Linked DNA regions of Homo sapiens: region 2 is linked to region 1. The links are chromatin contacts, found by Hi-C or POLR2A ChIA-PET in ENCODE. All regions are on one chromosome and are shown on one strand. The core of a region is the stretch at or near the end of the contact, and the rest is flanking DNA. Distances in the headings are between cores, read along the strand shown.

What was found. Hi-C counts contacts between places; a loop is a spot of excess contacts on that map. ChIA-PET counts read pairs that join two places held with the same protein, here RNA polymerase II (POLR2A). Pooled maps may share reads with other maps.
Region 2: a loop to region 1 is called in a pooled map, with 3 times the contacts of the local background. The contact joins two enhancer-like sites. A Hi-C loop is called at or near these places in 1 of 37 single-sample maps with no recorded cell type and 6 of 50 pooled maps. POLR2A ChIA-PET finds 5 or more read pairs at or near these places in 1 of 52 experiments (OCI-LY7).

Annotation. Positions count from the first base shown.
Region 1 is chr7:17,232,196-17,237,383 of GRCh38, forward strand. All of the region lies in intron 6 of LOC101927609 (a long non-coding RNA gene), which reads right to left. Among named protein-coding and RNA genes, the nearest start is that of AHR, 64 kb to the right of the region's middle. RefSeq lists enhancers at 1,912-3,111, 2,217-2,266, 2,417-2,676. Within about 2 kb of position 2,021, at least 15 of the 41 ENCODE cell types and tissues checked have a DNase peak (open chromatin) inside an H3K27ac peak, as active enhancers do.
Region 2 is chr7:17,504,243-17,509,430 of GRCh38, forward strand. The region is part of intron 1 of LINC02889 (long intergenic non-protein coding RNA 2889); the gene reads right to left. Among named protein-coding and RNA genes, the nearest start is that of LINC02889, 52 kb to the right of the region's middle. Within about 2 kb of position 2,074, at least 2 of the 41 ENCODE cell types and tissues checked have a DNase peak (open chromatin) inside an H3K27ac peak, as active enhancers do.

The sequences.
Region 1 (5,188 bases), core at 771-3,270:
AGCAAGTCAAATAGTGCTGATACTTCAGATCTTACAGAAGTGGGGTAGTATAAATCTTGCTTCAAAATAAAATTTCTCGTATACTTCTGTCCCTGTTAATTCATGCTTATCCTTTATTCCTAGTGATAGGGCTTCTCAAAGACTTGGGTCCATAGCTTTGCGAGTACCCTGACAAAGAAACAGTAGGTGGAATGAGCAATTTATCTCATACGTCTTGGTTGATAGGCCTGTTGCAGAACTTCAGTAGTGATTGGCTAAGAAGCAGGCTAATTTTTTTTAAAATTTCAATAGCTTCTGTGATACTAGCGGTTTTTGGTTACATGAATGAATTGTATAGTGGTGAAGTCTGGGCTTTTAGTCTACCCATCAACTTGAATAGTGTACATGGTGCCCAACAGGTAATTTTTAAGAAACAGACATTGCAGCAGATATTTGTTGGTTCCATTGAGAGGTATTGGGACAATGAGAGAAAAAAAAAACACATCTTAATCTTTTCACCAGCTAATCCTGACATCAGATTTTGGGAGACTTTGTTATTGCTGTTCTTTGTTGAACAAATAACTCTTTAATTTACGTGCATCAGACTTATGTCACGATGACCTTTTGCTTCTTTATCCAATAAGGAATTTTGAGCACACTCTTTTCTACATGGCATTATAAGGCACACATATGCAATGTTTATTTACTATGTTACATTTTCTAGTGATGCATTATTTTAGATTTTTATCTAACAATTATCATAAGGTGCAAAATGGAAGATCTTTAACAAAAAGTTATAAACAACTACCATATGCCAGGGACTGTGTAAAATGCTGGAAATACAATGATGTTTTTTTGGAAATATGAATCTGGATCCCAGGAATTATGCAGTATAAAAAAAGAAAAAATACAGGCACACAGGATGAAACAGACAAAATATAGCATTATAAAGGCAACATCATAAATATGAACAGGAGTAGAGGTCCTACATAAGAACTGCTTTTAAGTCAGTGAAGACTCAAGACAGCAGGCGATATCTGAATTTTGTGTTGAGGATAAATAGGAATCAATCACATAGGAAGAGAGGGAAGACATTTCAGGCTTATTAAAGCCTATGCACCAAGTCACAGAGGTGTGGAAAAATAATACGAATTCAAAGCTACAAGTAACTAACTCTATGATGCTCAAGTACAAAGAAGAACAATGAGATGAGGCCACCAAGTGCTTTGCATCCCATAAGAAGCTTGGATTTTAATGTTCTAAAAAATAGGAGACCTATAATAAATTTTAAGGTAGAAAGAGATGACAAGATCAGACTTGCATTTTAGAAAAATCAGTGTGTATTACACATAATACTTAATACTTTTTAATAGTAAATTTAAATTTATGATCTTATTCAACCATATTGCCTCTTCAAAGAGAAGAAGAGCTATAATGTTATATAAATCTAAGCATAAAAAATATCAGGCATCCCATACCTCTCAGACAAGGCTTTATGTAAGAACAGCTGAGAGCTTCCTTCTGCCCTCATGAAACCATAAAGAGAAAATGTGTTATCTTAACAGGGAAAACTTTCTTTTACATTTTCTAGGAAGACTCACAGCCAAATGAAAACAGTATATTCCTGGAATGCCTTTAACTGTCTTGTCGTACCAGGACTTCTTGCTGAGAGAGTTCCTGCCCCCTGTAAACACAGAACATGCTTGTCTGTGCTTTTAACTTATATCCTGTATATGTCTTCCTGACAACTATCCATACAAGCGGCTTTCATTCCCTGTTTCCAGATGAGAATTGAACTCAATGCACATATTGAAAGGAAAGAAACCTAGGTTTTATATATGGAAATATCCACTCATGATTGGTGCCTTCTTATGGATACTTAATAGTACTGATATTTTTATGTTGCTTGATAAAAGATGATTGTCAAAAGAGATCCACACAGACAGTGGCTATAAGAGTGAAGCTGCACAGGTCCCTTTGTAGCAGTCAGTCTCTCTCCTACTCCCTGTCTCATCTCCTTCCCCTGCCACAAGGACCCAGAGAAGCAGGCAGGCTGGCAGTGTGATGACGGTATCTTACCCTGGCTCTGAGGTTGACACAGATTTCACAGGTCACTTCTATCACTGCAAAAGCACATTGGTCTGGAGTTTATGAAGAACATACAATTTCTGTTGGCATGTTAGGTACATTATATAAAATGCCCCGCATAAAGAAAGCAGTGTAGTTAAAAGCAAATGAAAGATAAAAAGAGTAACAACGTGGTTTCTCAGTATTTCATGGTACCGGTAGATATGACCTTCACAGACAAACCTAAATCTTTCTTATGTAACTGACATTTAGTCCGTTAGCCATTTTTAATAAAAGAGTAGAGAAGTTACTCTACTGCGGCTTTTGCTGGTACTTTTTATAGCCGTCGTGTGGTAGGAAGTAGGCCCCAAGTTCCCTTGGCAACAAGTAGAGTAGAAGCGATACACAGAAAACTGAGTCATCGGTGAATCATCTGAGGATTTCTGTTTCCAATCCTTGGAAATAATTTACCGATTGTTTTTTATTTGTGCAGTGTTTGCTGACTCTGAGTGGACACCTCAGAAACTGTAACATCTTTGGTCAATTTGGTCAATCGTTTAAGAAACATTCTGGATGCTCCAAGTAGACCTTAAGATTGATATCCAAACAAAACAAACCTCTGCTTGCTTTAAGATGACACTCACTCCCCATCTGAGGAGGAACAGATAAGTGAGTCAAGGTATTGGCAATGGGGAAGTCCCCTTTCTACAAAGAAATCTGATGTCCCCAGAAAAATGTTTCATGACATTGTCACATTTAAAATGTTAGTCACAACAAATTTTCAGACACCTAAAAAGAGAACAAATATGGTCTCATACATTTTCTCTCTCTCACTCTGTCTGAGACTTATGTTCATCAGTTACTCAATTCCCCCATTTTTTTTTTTACAAATACATCTCTTATATAATCCCTTTATCTCCACAATTGTTGCTTCTACCTTATATCAAGGTTTACCATTTCATTTATCTAGGCTCAGATTGTCCTTTACTTCATTGCGTGTACAAGGAGAAAGAAAAAACCTCCCCTAAAAATGCTTTTTGGCCAGGTGCGGTAGCTCAAACATGTAATCCCAGCACTTTGGGAGGCTGAGGTGGGTGGATCACCTGAGGTCAGAAGCTTGAGACCAGCATGGCCAACACGGCGAAACCCCATCTGTACTAAAAATGCAAAAATTAGCTGGGTGTAGTGTTGCACTCCTGTAATCCCAGCTACTCAGGAGGCTGAGACAGGAGAATCGCTTGAACCAGGATGTGGAGGTTGCAGTGAGCAGAGATCATGCCACTGCACTCCAGCCAAGGCAACAGAGTAAGACTCAGTCTTCAAATAAATAATTAAATAAATAAATAAATAAATAAATAAATAAAATAATGCTTTTCATCTGCCACCAGGGACCTAATCAAAACTCTTTAATAGTTCAATGGCTTCTTGAGGACCATGACTTATTTATTATTGTATCTGCAGCACCCATCATGGTGCCTGACCTACAGAATATGTTCAATATGTGTTTATTGAATGAATTATAATAATTGTGGTATTTTTGCTTATATGCACCCCCCCACCACACACACACACACACACACACACACACACGTTAAATCTAAAGCTTCTTGTGAGCAGAAGGCTTATCTTGTAAATTGTTGTATCCCTAGCTCCTCGAAGGGTGTCTGGTATGATACAAACATTCAATCATCATTTACTGAAATGGTGAATGAAATTCAAATGCTGGGCTTATACAAGTATATGGTATCCTCCCATACCTAGGTGAACTCGTTTCTCACCACTGCCTTCCTTCCTGTGAGGTGAGCCTTTGTACCATTCGAACTCCATGCAACTATTCCTACCAATTGCCTCATATGAACTACCTCACACAAACCACTGCCTACTTAAATTCTATCCTCCTTTAAGGCCCAACTGAAGTCACATTCTGTTCACAAATGAGACTTCTTGACTCCTTCAGCCCTCACAGATCTTCATGTCATCCAGACTCAGAGTACCTATGGCCTTTACTCAGATTTGTCCCTACAGACTCATTCTTCCATTGTTTGCCTCCTTTTAAATTCCTGGGTGATGTTATCTATTTCCTTCACTTTGGCATCTCTCACATGTTAATGCCACCACACTCCTTCATCTCGGGCCCTGATCTCAGAGCATCAAAACTCATTGTTTCGCAAGTCCTCAGGCTCAAAAATGTTAAGTGAGTTCATGTTTTTCGATTCTGAAGGTATGTTCATTGTATTGTTTTTGTCATAATGAGTCTTTTTGCCTTTAGCGTATATATGAAAATACTTGTGGATGAAACGATATGCTATCTCAAATTTATTTCAAAATAACGTGGGAGGAGATAAAATAAAGTGGGTATATTATTCTATCTCTTATTATATGTGCTTGAACTTTTTCATAAGTTTTTAAAAACTTTTGTTTTCCTCAATCATCACCTTCCATCACTTTGAACCTGCTCTTCTTTTGCTTAAATGCATCACTGTCCCCTGCATCCCAACTTTCTGGGACACTCACCAGGGGAAAACAGAGATTGACATGTGAAGCTGAGTCAATTCAGTTGCTCATGACATAAGTGGTTGAGTAGAAGATACTGGTGCCAAGCCAAACATTTTTTTTTATTTTTTTGAAACAAAGGGACCATCTATATTTTTTAAAGAAAAATAAGAGAGCTGAGTTATCCTGCCACCCCACAATGTTTCCAACTTTGTGACTCTCTAAAAAGAAGACAAGAGAACATCCCAAATCCACGGTTCTGTTGTTTCCTTTTGTGAACCACCTTTCCCTTTTCTCATCTACTTAGAAACCATCTACTGAAGCTTTGAGATTCTGCTCAACCATCATCCTGTCTGTTGTATTCCTGAATCTCTGTCTCCCATAGGCAGAATCAAATACTTTTTCATTGAAATTCCTACAGGACATTATACCCACTTGCTTTTTTAGTACTCACTGTGGAATATAAGTTATTAGTTTACATGTGTTCGGCATTGTGCTGATGTGGATGGAGAACTAACTTAGGTCATCTCCCCAAAACTCTAACCTCTGAGTTTTCCTCTCCCTCCTTTCCTCTCCTTCATACCCCAATTAGCATAGTGTATTGGAAAAAGTGGATGTTCAATGAAAGTTTGAAATGAATCAGACAGAA
Region 2 (5,188 bases), core at 824-3,323, 270 kb after region 1:
GCTCTGTTGCCCAGACTAGAGTGCAATGGTGCGATCTCCGCTCACCACAGCCTCTGCCTCCTGGGTTCAAGCAATTCTCTTGCCTCAGCCTCCCGAGTAGCTGGGATTACAGGCACCTGCCATCATGCCCAGATAATTTTTGTATTTTTGTAGAGATGGGGTTTCACCATGTTGTTGGTCAAGCTGGTCTTGAACTCCTGACCTCAAACGATCCACCCGCCTCAGCCTCCCAAAGTGCTAGGATTACAGGTGTAAGCCACTGTGCCCAGCCTGTATGAATATTTTTTCTAAGCACCAGACAAAACTGAGATCCATTGAGCAAAGCAGAGAAGTTGTAGGTGGTATCTGTAACACCTATACTCCCAGAAGAAGGGTCAGTTCTGCTTGAGAGTATAGAAAAATTTGTAAGTAATTACGCAAATTCCTCCAAATATTTTAATGAGGTCACTCTGAAATAAAGACATAATTATAAGCCCAGGGTTCAAAATAGTAGTTTTGATTATGTTATACAGCCAAATGCTTCCTGTAGAAGCTGCTGTTTTGTCTGAGATCAATAATGTCCTAAGAAACGGCTGAACTAGACCCTCTCGGTCAATCCATCATCAGGACTTGTGATGGAGGGGACTTAGAGTTAACAGTGATTCTGACAGTATCATTTCCCAAAGTACTTGGGAATCAGGAATACATATAGTTTCTCAAGCATACTTGATCCATAAGCATCTGAAATACATTTAAACTTGGTTCCGCAAAGCAAGTCATGGCATAGGAAGGGTGACAATGGCCTTGCCATGCAGGTGGCCCTTCACTGTATGTTGAGTTCTGTGGCTTTTTGAGGGCAGCTCTTGAGCTCTGCCAGATAATGTTGTCATGCAGTCTGTACAGTGGCACCACCATGCCTGCTGTTTTCTCATCTTCCAGTAGGTCCACCAATACTGAGGCTTCCCTTACAACTGTGACATTAAAACCAATTTAAACCAGCTAGGACTATTTGAGAGAAGTTCATTTAGGTCTGAAATATTAAACTAAAATAACTTTAGCTCATCCTTAAGAGCCAATCCTAGGGTTGCTGTTATTTAATGAATAATTACTTTTGAAGAGGTTTTGTAGACTATATTGCTGAAATCTTTCCTCAAGGAGAGTAGTCACTAATTCTGAAATGAATGAATTAGAAAACAGTCAATGCCCAAATCTCCAAATGGCCTTATTGCTTTCTCCCACTGAGCACCTCTGATGAGGCCTCCCTTTGAGGTCTTATCAAATTCTCCCAGATTTCAAGATCTTTCTGAACCACAATTACTCTTGTGTGTCAGTTTTGATATATTTACCATCTGTTGCCTGTTTATAGTGAATACATGCATGTAGTACTATGTATATACAGTGTGTGACTACTTTACAACTGATTTGGTCAAATGGGAATCAAATGAAGGTGAAATTTTATTCAAGGATATATGTTTAATTTAAATCATTTTGCTTATGACATAATCATTGTAGGTTGATTAAATAAAATGATTAACCTACTTAAGAAAAAGCTTGTTCATTACTTAAATCTCAATGACATCAATTTCATTTAATAAAAGTTTTTCATTTATTTACAGGACTGAAATAAAACCCTGGTAAAACTAGATTTTAAGACTCAAAGCAGTGTAGGCCATTCCTATTATACAGCTGATAATGTGGAGAAAAATCAGATCTTTAAGTACTTCATATATATATATATATATATATATATATATATATATATATATAAAATGAGGTGAACATTATAATTTTGCAATATGAATTGGCACTGGCACAGAAGTGATTTAAACAACCGGCTTTACAAATAAGGAGACTCTCATGTGTTTAATGATTTCTTTTTTAAAAAAATGAGAATAAGGGCTAAATGTAAAATTTAGGGGCTTTTGCTAAGTTGGTTTCATTTTAATCTTTCCCTTTACCAAAATAAACTAGTACAAAGAAATGCAAATATTTGAGTATGTGCTAAAATAAACATTGCATCAATCATGTTTGAGGAGGTACAGAGGTAAGGAGGTCAACCGCCTGACTGGAAATGATGGGTGGGGACATGATAGGGAAAATACAAGAAGGGACCTTCACGGCCAAAACCTCAGGGCTCCGCTCTCCTGAAATCAACCATATGGGAGCCTCAAAGTTCAGAAATCACTGCCAACAGACTCCTAGCCTAGGAGGAAAAACTGAGCTTGAAGCTCAGTTGCTGCTCACAGTAGCCCCCAAAGGGTCCCAGTTAACCCCTCATTTATTAGTCTAACAATTTTATTATCTTAGCTAATTTACATATTGTATTTTATGATTGTATGTTGCTCTTCAAGCTATTATTTTTAAACTCAATTTTATTTTCTTTAATCTTCAGTTTCTAGTTTTCATCGTTGGCTCTCTAACGTTTATCATTTGTTATTAATTCTTGGCTTTTACTTTGCCATTTTATAGTGCTCATTTTATACCACTTTATCTTACTGTTTATGTTATCTTGGTTATTTTATCATCTTCTTTAAGATGTTACCCAACTTTTATAACTGGCAAGCAGAAATATTGGCTAAAGGCAGGCATCTGGGAGGTCAGTCCAGGCCCCAAGCAAGAAGAGGTGGAAGATGTTCTTTCTTCCTAGGGGTTTTACAACATCTCTTCCAGATCTCCACAACTGATTCCTAAATTCCCTTCCTAGACACATCATTTCATTGTGAAATCAGTTTGAAAGAAGGATGTGACCACTATCATGGACCCTTTACACTAGGTAACCCTATCAACACACCAGCCCCAGATATGGCCGCAGCATAAGGCTAACATCCATAGCACACATTAAGAGCTTAATTATTGTGGTTACCTTCTCTCATGAATTAGCCAATCCATTTAATGAAACTGGGGAAAACTTCATGATGTCTATCCTATAAAATTGTTGAAATCTAGGTAAACTCTGGGAACAAACTGCACTTTACCAGAAGAAAAGAGGTCACAATCATTGGGAGGAGAAGGAAGTCCAATTCAAGGAGAGAAACTGGCCGACATTCTCCAGGCTTAGTCTTTTGTTTTCCTCTATAATGAAATGGTTTCATTCTTTTTCTCTTGCTACTTAAATAACAATCTTTTGGAAAACTCAAATGACATAAAATTCTAAGAAAGAAAGTAAAAACATGATATCCCACCCCCCGAGATACCACGTTTAAATAATCACCATTAACATTTTAGCACCCATCATTTCATGTAGTTCCCTGTGTACAAATACCCACAGGCATATGTCCTTTTAGATTTAGGCACATGTCATTTAGATAAACAAACTAGTTGATGAACTTCCATGTACAGACATATGTACACATACAAAGATACACATATGTATTAGTAAGGAATGGCTAGCAGTGATGCCACTATAATGCCCAAAAATAAATATTATCTTTTTAGGTCAGCTGTATTTATGCTCAAAGTTATCTTTACTCCTATATTCTGGCTGAGGAAGAGGTTGTTGCACTTGTAATGGCAAAAGGAAAAAGAATATGGTGACACTACTTCACTGAGACCCAGGCAAGAGTTGCCCTGCTCTAGTCCACACTCTTTAGTCTGATCTGGCCTTCCTCTAGTCATGTGCCTCTTTATGAAGAGAGCAGTCTGAAGGGCTAAAGGTCATGGCTTCTCTGAGTCCATTTATCTATTCCCATTCCAATGTACACTCTGCTGCAAGTCCTGTGAGCGTCAGAACTCCTCCCCAAATAGGCTCTGTGAGGGCCCGCTTCTAAGGGCAGGCAAGGCTGTAGGAGCATGTACCCATTAAGTCCGAGAGAGAGCCAAGGGTTGGCCGCTTCCACAGAATGTGGATGGAGTTTGAAAATGGGGTTTGGAGTGTTTTCAAAAATGAGCTGGAGCCCTTCTTGGTATGGAACAGATAGAAATCAGGGGTCCTGCTTTCTTTCAGAAGGATAGTGTTTAATGCAACTTAATAAATCATAGATTTCCCACTAAATTAAAATACATTTTTACATATAATCGTTTCTTGATTCTCTGTTCTGCCCCACTGATGTATTTTTTCTATGCTTATGCCAAACTATACTGATTTCATAAGTAGTTCTCATCTATATTCTAATATTTTGTAAGACAATTCTAACCTCATTTTTCCCAAAAAATATTGGTGATCCTTGAGGATTACTTTTTTCAAAAAAATTTATATTATTATTATTTTTTTTGAGACTGCGTCTTGCTCTGTCACCCAGGCTGGAATGCAGTGGAGCCATCTTGGCTCACTGCAACCTCTGCTTCCCGGGTTCAAGCAATTCTCCTGCCTCAGCCTCCTGAGTAGCTGGGCTTACAGACAGCTGCCACTAGGCCCAGCTAATTTTTATATTTTTAGTAGAGATGGGGTTTCCCCATGTTGGCCAGGCTGGTCTTGAACTCCCGACCTCAGGTGATCTGCCCACTTCAGCCTCCCAAATTGCTGGGATTACAGGAGTGAGCCACCACGCCTGGCCCCAAAAATTATAAAGTATCATTTTTGGAAATTGAGTACAGAAAACTCTGTTGGCATTTTAATAGGAATTGCATTGTATTTATATGTTTATAAAAATAGAACACTGATATCTTTATAATATTGGTACGTATTTCCATCTAAGAATATAATATGCCTTCCAACTATTTAAAATTATTATTTTTTGGCTCACACCTTTAATACCAGCACTTTGGGATGCCAAAGTGGTAGGATTCCTTGGGGCCAAGGAGTTCGAGACCAGCCTGGGCCACATAAGGAGACACCATCTTGTTGAAGTGGCAGAACAGGAGAGGAGGAACCTGGGTGCCAATGGTTGTCACATAGGGTAAGTTCAGCTGTGAGAAATGGCTAACTGAAAATAGCAGTGGCTTAAAACAAATAGGAACTCCTCTCTATTGTATAAATGTAGTAAGTCAAGGGCTGGTAAAACAGACCCACAACCGTTGGCACCCAGGCTCCTCCTCTCCTGTTCTGCCACCTCAACAAGCAGCCTGTGGCCCCATGGCTGCTTCAGGGCCAATTATCATGTTTTAATTCTAGAAAACAAGAAGAAGAAAATGGAAAAAATCAAGGGCAAGTCCCCTTCCTGGACAAACATTGCCAAAAGATGCATATGCTACTTTTGCTTGCATTACATTGGTGAGAACTTAGTGATACGGCCATGAGTAAATCCATGAGAGTCTGAGAAAGTATTTATTC